Linked DNA regions of Homo sapiens: region 1 is linked to region 2. The links are chromatin contacts, found by Hi-C or POLR2A ChIA-PET in ENCODE. All regions are on one chromosome and are shown on one strand. The core of a region is the stretch at or near the end of the contact, and the rest is flanking DNA. Distances in the headings are between cores, read along the strand shown. Region 1 overlaps SLC44A3-AS1 (SLC44A3 antisense RNA 1). Region 2 has its middle 15 kb from the start of F3.

Region 1 (3,876 bases), core at 341-2,840, 90 kb before region 2:
AATATCACTGAATTCTCTTTCTCAGCATGGAACATCCCTGAGAAAGAGAATGCACACCTAGGGGTAGGTCTCTGAACTGGCCCCCCCAGGGCGTACCTGTCTCTTAATGTCAAGTCTGCAGAGGTGAAATAGACTCCAGTCTCCCATAGCGCTCCCAGGCTTATTAGGAAGAGGAAATTCCCGCCTAATAAATTTTGGTCAGAACAGTTGATCTCAAAACCCTGTCTCCTGATAAGATGTTATCAATGACAATGGTGCCCGAAACTTCATTAGCAATTTTAATTTCACCTCAGTCTTATGGTCCTGTGATCTCCCCCTGCCTCCACTTGCCTTGTGATATTCTATTACCCTGTTAAGTACTTGATGTCTGTCACCCACACCTATTTGCACACTCCCTCCCCTTTTGAAAATCCCTAATAAAAACTTCCCTAATAAAAACTGGCTGGTTTTGTGGCATCACGGATCCTACCAACGTGTGATGTCCCCCGTGGATGCCCAGCTTTAAAATTTCTCTCTTTTGTACTTTGTCCCTTTATTTCTCAAGCCAGCAGATGCTTAGGAAAACAGAAAAGAACCTATGTGATTTTCGGGGCGGGTTCCCTGAAAGACCGCCACCATGGACAGCTCAGCCAGGGCCATCTTCTGCTCTGACATTCCCTCATGCCCTGCCTTGCTGTTGTATCATGGAAAAGGGTGGGATGAAGGTTTAGGAGGTGACCTGCATTCATGTCCCAACCCTGCCACTTTTAGCTATATGAACTTGGTTGACTCACGCTCTCTGAGTCTCACTCAAAAAAGACCCTATATGTGTAGATTTATAGATGGGGATGGTCCAGATGGTGTGAGTGGTCAGCTCCGGCTCTAAATCCTGGCATTTTCTGGGATGTGGATGAGTATGGCGAGAGGCAGGCAGCCCAGCTGCTGGCAGCACGTGGCTAGTGGATGCCGGTGCCTCGAGCTCTCTCAGAGACCACATCCAGGTTCCCTGTATACCAGCCCCAGGATGTACACACACCATAGTACCACCCCTAAATGTAGATGGCAAATATTTATTTGAAGTGTTACCAGAAAGGGATCCTAATTTAGACCCCAAGAGAGGACTCTTGGACCTTGGGCAAGAAAGAATTCGGGGCATTTCCACAAAGTGAAAGCAAGTTTATTAGAAAAGTAAAGGAATAAAGAATGGCTACTCCATAGGCAGAGTAGCAGCACGGGCTGCTCCACTGAGTATACTTATAGTTATTTCTTGATTATATGCAACAAAGTGTGGATTATTCATGAGTTTTCCGGGAAAGAGGTGGGCAATTCTTGAAACTGAGGGTTCCTCTCCCTTTTAGACCAAATAGGGTAACTTCCTGATGTTGCCATGTCATTTGTAAACTTCATGGCACTGGTGGGAGTGTCTTTTAGCATGCTAATGTATTATAATCAGCGTATAATGAGCAGTGAAGATGAGCAGAGGTCACTTTCATTGCCATCTTGGTTTTGGCAGATTTTGGCCAGCTTCCTTACCACATCCTGCTTAATCAGCAAGGTCTTCGTGACCTGTATCTTGTGCCGACCTCCTATCCCATTCTGTGACTAAGAATGCCTAATGCCTAACCACTTGGGAATGCAGCCCAGTAGGTCTCAGCCTTATTTTACCCAGCCCCTATTCAAGATGGAGTCACTCTCATTTGAACACCTTTGACAGAATCACATAATCATATAACATATGCTGAGGACCTTTTGCAGAACAAGAGGGACTGAGGGCTGTGCTATGAGGGCTACAAAAGATGTGCACATCCAGACCCTTGCCCTCAGGAAAGTGTCCAATGCCAGCTGTGTCTGCAACAGGCTGTGAGGACTTGGGCACACTACAACCTCTCTAAGCCTATTTCCTCATCTGTGAAGCAAGGATAATAAAACTTATCTTACTCGTTATAAAAATCAGAGGTAATACGCATAAAGCTTGTTGGATTGTTTTTAGGATCGGATTATTGTTAAGAAATAGATATTATATGTTAAACTCCTAGCATAGTGCCTAGCAACTGGTAGGCATTGAATAAATGGTAATTACTATTGTTACTAATATGCTATTGTCATTATTTTTAGTGTGGATCAGTGTTAAAAGTGCTTCATGGAGAAATGGAGGCCTGAAAGCGACTCTGAAGGAGGAGTGGGGCTCAGCAAACAGCAGACGAGTTTCAATCCAAGCACCCATTACCCCCCTAACACACGGCATACGTGCATCTCATCTCCTCCTGTGTCGCTAAGAAGCTACCCATATGTCTGTCATTAATTCTCCAGAATCCTTGGACACACCCCTCTGCAGAGCTTTCTAACAGGAAATACAAGTCTCAGATTTTTTTTTAAGTTAAAATTGAGTGCAGCACTCATACCTTTCTTCGAGCATGAACCGTCAATCAACACTGCCTCATGAGCTACTGCTCTCCTGCTCTTTGAAAAGACAAATCCTTATTTCTTTGTAGTGATCCAGAAGGCAGTGGGAAGAATGACAGGTGCTTGGTTATCTTCAATTTAATCTCTACCTTTCAATGGGGCTAGTGCAAGCTAGGGCCATTTTACTGCACCCAAAGGAATTTAAGACATTTCTATTATCTCTAAAGAATCCAGATTAACATGCCTTCTTGGTGGGCAGGGAGACCAGCTATGAATTCTAGGATCTCAATTCAAATGCTTTTGAATTCTTCCTGCTTGTTCAGTTAATTACATATATGTCACCACAATCTTGCTTTTTTTTTTCTATGCTTCTAATTTTCTCTGAAACTATAACATTATTTTAGGGGTTAATAAATTTGTAATTGGAAAAAATGTTTTTACTTCTTTAGGCTCATCTTTCCTCCCTTCCTTCTTCCCCTCCCCAACAAAACCTTTATTTTCTCAAGTGTCCATTCTTTCTGTAGGAAAAACCATCATCATAATTACAATATGTTAAGTGACTACTATATGCCAGGAATTAGCTCAATTCTTCACTTATTTTATTTTACATAATCCTTTCCAAAACCCCCTGTCATAAGTAATATTATTATTCCTACTATATAGCTGAGACTCCTGAGGATAAGAGAGGTCAAGTAATTTGTCCACTGCATTAGGTGGGTAGAGCTAGGACTTTAATCCAGAACACCAATGACTGTTCTCTTCTTCACCATTACACTACTTTTTTCAAATTTCTAGAGACCTTCATGAATTCTTTGCATTTTGTTTTTTGGTAGTATAAATATTGATATTCCCAAAGGCCAAGTAACTGCTCTTAATAAACAATTGCAGCCAAGCGTGGTAGCTCATGCCTGTAATCCCAGTACTTTGGGAGGCTGAGGCGGGTGGATCACAAGGTCAGGAGTTCGAGACCAGCCTGGCCAATATGGTGAAAGCCCGTCTCTACCAAAAAATACAAAAATTAGCCAGGTGTGGTGGTGCACACCTGTAGTCCCAGGTACTCGGAAGGCTGAGGCAGGAGAATTGCTGGAACCTGGGAGGCGGAGGTTGCAATGAGCCAAGAGGATGCCACTGCTGTCCAGCCTGGGCGACAGAGTGAGACTCCGTCTCAAATTAATTAATTAATTAATTAATTAATTAAAAAATAAAAATAAACAATGACTTCCATGGAAGCAGTTATAAGCTGCCTTGAAGCAACTGCCCACAGTGGTTTTCTGACCTAGGTGAACTTGAAAATGGAATGATCAGCTATTGGCTGCACGGTTTTGTTCTTTTCAGAAACAAGGGAAAGGACAATGTGACTTTGCAAATATTTAGGGTACTACAACTTAATATTCTTAGCATAGCAGAACAGTGCTGGGAATCCCTGGGTCTTCTACTGAAATCCCCCTAAAAATTCCTTAAAATATTTTCCCTCAAAAAAAATAAAACTCAGCT
Region 2 (3,495 bases), core at 6-2,505:
AAAAAGAAACATTCTTGGGATGATTGTATTGAAACAAAATTAGGTAAAAGGACAATATAGGATAGGGAGAGATATAAGTGGAATGAGATCTCTAGAGTCCATTAAAAGCAAGCTAGATTGAGAGCTCTTGGAGGGCAGGGACTGGGCCTAGCTCATGGTTTACAGCTCTTGAGGGTGACTGCACAGTGGACTCAGTCAGTCATGGCTGAGTTGAGTTGGCTTTATTATCTCTAGAATGTAGTTCTCCATTCAAATGCAAAACAGCCTTATTCTCTCAACTGTAGTAAAAGAGGATTCTAACTAGAGATGAAAAAGGTTCTTGGCACCTACTGGGCCACAAGACTGCTTTTGCTTCCCACTGTGGAAGGGGGCACTGTTATCTAGGAAAAACATCCAGATGGCACACCTACTCAGAAGTGGTTCCACAAAGAAATTGAGCAAGCATTCAGATGAGCAGCCTCAGCTCACTATCTAGCTGTTAATAAATTTTAAGTCCGTTTTGTTCCTTTGCACCAAAGAAATTGAACAATGTCAATAAAATTCCAAACATGAACTGTTTTATGTAACACCACATCCTAAGGAAGAATGCCTGAAACAAACCTTTGATGTCCTCATAAAAATGATAGCCATTTTGGAGAAATTATGGAAAACAGACCAGTGGTTGGTTTATTTGGTTGGTTTTGTTTATTATTACTTTTTTTTGGCCATCAACACAGAGGCTAGAGAGGTTGAATCTTGCACTGTTGTAGTGTTTTGTTATACAGAGAAAAGGGATGTATTTGCAGCAGAGTCAACAAAAAAGAAACTGGCATGGGGGCACATCCTCAAGGTGCTTCAACCTTTATCTCAAATTCCTGCTCACATGGGGCTACCTGGGACAAAGAGCTTAGTGCATTACATGAGGAGGCAGAACAAGCTACAGCAGAAGGTGCCTAACCAGATATTTCCCTGCCAGGATTAATTATAGCATTATGTAATTTCTTGGCCTCATTATCTAAGGAATTTGAATTATTCCACTAAGGAAAATACTGGCAGATAGAAAACAGGTCTGGGTACTAATGAGGAATCTGGCTGATCACAAGGAAGGGATTCATTATGGACTGGAATGAGGCTGAACTGCAATAATCAGAAAGCTTCCACACAGCAAATGTTAACCACTCCCTACTTTGCCACATCCCTCTGAATTGCTGAGACCTAACAGCCGATACTAAAAATCAGCACTGTGATTGACACTGGGGCAGAAACCATACCAAAGACTGTTGGCTGCAATCCAGAAACTGTTGCCCTCCAGTGGACCAAATTATACTTCATTACTTGACCAGTAATGTACCCCATAGAGCTAATTGTTAGTTAACCAAACTATCATGCATTCTTTGTTTTGTTTTGTGAGACAGTCTGGCTTTGTCTCCAGGCTGGAGTGCAGTGGTGAGATCTCGGCTCACTGCAACCTCTGCCTCCCAGGTTCAAGCGATTCTCGTGCCTCAGCCTTCTGAGTAGCTGGGATTACAGGTGTGAGCCACCATCCCTGGCTAATTTTTGTATTTTTAGTAGAGATAGGGTTTTGCCATGTTGGCAAACTCCTGACTTCAAGTGATCCACCCACCTCGGCCTCCCAAAGTGCTGAGATTATAGGCGTGAGCCACCATGCCCAGCCCTTTCATGCGTTCTAAAGATATTTTTCCAATCTTAAATTATTAACTGAATTTGGCTTACATATAAGAAACTAATACTCATGAAATCCAAAGACATTTTAGCTTAATTTCAGCTGATGGCTTATAATCTAAGGAACTGCCCCTTAAACAATTATCTCTATTCATCAAATGGTGAATAAACTCGTTCCCAAATGCTCTTTTTACCTGTTCTAGGACATGTGTACTTAATTGTGTGATTTTCCTCCAATAGTTGCTTGGAAGGTTTATTACTGTTATGACATCCTCCGACTTTCGTTCAGATACTTAGAATGAATGCTTATGCTCTCCTTTCCCATAGCCCTTGCTTTTCGACTGTGATCTAGGTGATTCCAGCTTTGCCAGTCAGCACATTCCTTCTTCATGGCTGCAAAAATTGGTTTAGAGGTAGGCATGTGACCTAACCAAGACTAAGAGGAGTGTATATCAAGGCTTTTTTCTGGGAATGGCAGGATGCTCTTTCTTGATGAACATAGTGAAGAGACGTAGCCACAAGAGCTGCTGGCAGCAGTCTTGAGACCACAAAGGGAGCCAGCTTTACATGGAGCTGACATATTGGAGAGCAGTGCAGAGCAATTGTAAAAAGTGAAGTCTTTGCTTTTCATTCCTTTGGCAAGACCTTTGAATTTCACATTTGTTTCACATGTGTTTGTAACCACTCTTTGAGACATGTTATAGATGACTGCTTAAAAAAAAAGAAAAAAGAAGTGAAGTCTTTGGTGACAGCACCAAGCTGCTAGATCAAGCCTTGCTCAAAGTCCCAACCCATGGACTTTTCACTGGACATTATCTGACTAATTGTTTAAGCGAGCTGAGTCAGGTTTTCTGTTCCTTGCAGTCAAAAGCACCCTATCATGTTGTATAAGCGCTGACCATCAAATATAAACACAAAGAGAAGGTCCCTAGAATGTGAACTTATAGTGTAAAATAACATTTCATTTTCATGCCTTTTCAATTACTTAATGACACTGCCCCCTAAAATTATCCCCTCATTCCAGCCGTATAAATCTCTCCCGTATTATTTGATCATTCCTAGCAGAAGATAAACATCCTGTATTATTTTCTACCTTATAAAAAACAAGTTTCCTTTGATCCCTGGAATCCCTCATCTGGATTTTCTCCTTAACTTCCTATTCCCTCTTGGACACCATCTTCTTTCCAACTTCTAAATATTGGATTAACTTAGTGCTTGAACTAAGATAATTAGTTCTCATTAGTTCTCCCATTCTCTATCAATAATCACTCTCTAGGTAATATATTCAAGTCCATGGCTCTATCATGCCAGATGCCCATAATATCTAGATGCTGATGACTCCCAAATACGTGTCACAGCCTCCAACCTCTTTTCTGAACTCCAGAGCTGCACTGTTGATCCAAATACTTACACAAACTCTCTCCTTGGATAGCTAACAGGCATCTTAATCTCAACACATGCAAAGAGAATCTTTAATTTCTCCCAAACCCAAAACCTGTTTTTCCCCTAGTCTTTCCCATTTTAAGAAACAGCCACCATTGGCTCAGGCCAAAACTTCTTGGTGTTATCATTGACTTATCTTTCTTCTCCCATGCCACATTCAATCCATCAGCAAAGCCTGCTATCTCTACCTTTAAAATACACCCCAATTCCAAAGGTCACCTCCTCTGCTCTCCCTCTACTTCAAGCCATTCTCCTGTCTCACTGGAAGACTGCAATAGCCTCCTGGCTAGCCTCCTGTTCCCACAGTTACTCCCCTACAGTCTATTTTCCTCGCAACACCTAAGTAACCCTTTTACAAGTAATAAATTATGTTTTAATGGGTATTGTTGT

Evidence for each region. Hi-C counts contacts between places; a loop is a spot of excess contacts on that map. ChIA-PET counts read pairs that join two places held with the same protein, here RNA polymerase II (POLR2A). Pooled maps may share reads with other maps.
Region 1: a loop to region 2 is called in a pooled map, with 4 times the contacts of the local background. The contact joins two enhancer-like sites. A Hi-C loop is called at or near these places in 7 of 168 maps with a recorded cell type or tissue (Calu3, PC-9, adrenal gland and 4 more) and 2 of 50 pooled maps. POLR2A ChIA-PET finds 5 or more read pairs at or near these places in 5 of 52 experiments (AG04450, Caco-2, MCF 10A and 2 more).

What each region holds. Positions count from the first base shown.
Region 1 is chr1:94,615,290-94,619,165 of GRCh38, reverse strand. SLC44A3-AS1 (SLC44A3 antisense RNA 1) reads left to right here. Exons shown (of 6, transcript NR_160780.1): 6 at 2,095-2,814. All of the region lies in intron 1 of LOC105378861 (a long non-coding RNA gene), which reads right to left. Among named protein-coding and RNA genes, the nearest start is that of MIR12133, 74 kb to the right of the region's middle. Within about 2 kb of position 1,590, at least 3 of the 41 ENCODE cell types and tissues checked have a DNase peak (open chromatin) inside an H3K27ac peak, as active enhancers do; they include PC-9, where a contact is called at or near this core.
Region 2 is chr1:94,525,316-94,528,810 of GRCh38, reverse strand. No RefSeq gene overlaps it. Among named protein-coding and RNA genes, the nearest start is that of F3, 15 kb to the left of the region's middle. Within about 2 kb of position 1,255, at least 3 of the 41 ENCODE cell types and tissues checked have a DNase peak (open chromatin) inside an H3K27ac peak, as active enhancers do; they include PC-9, where a contact is called at or near this core.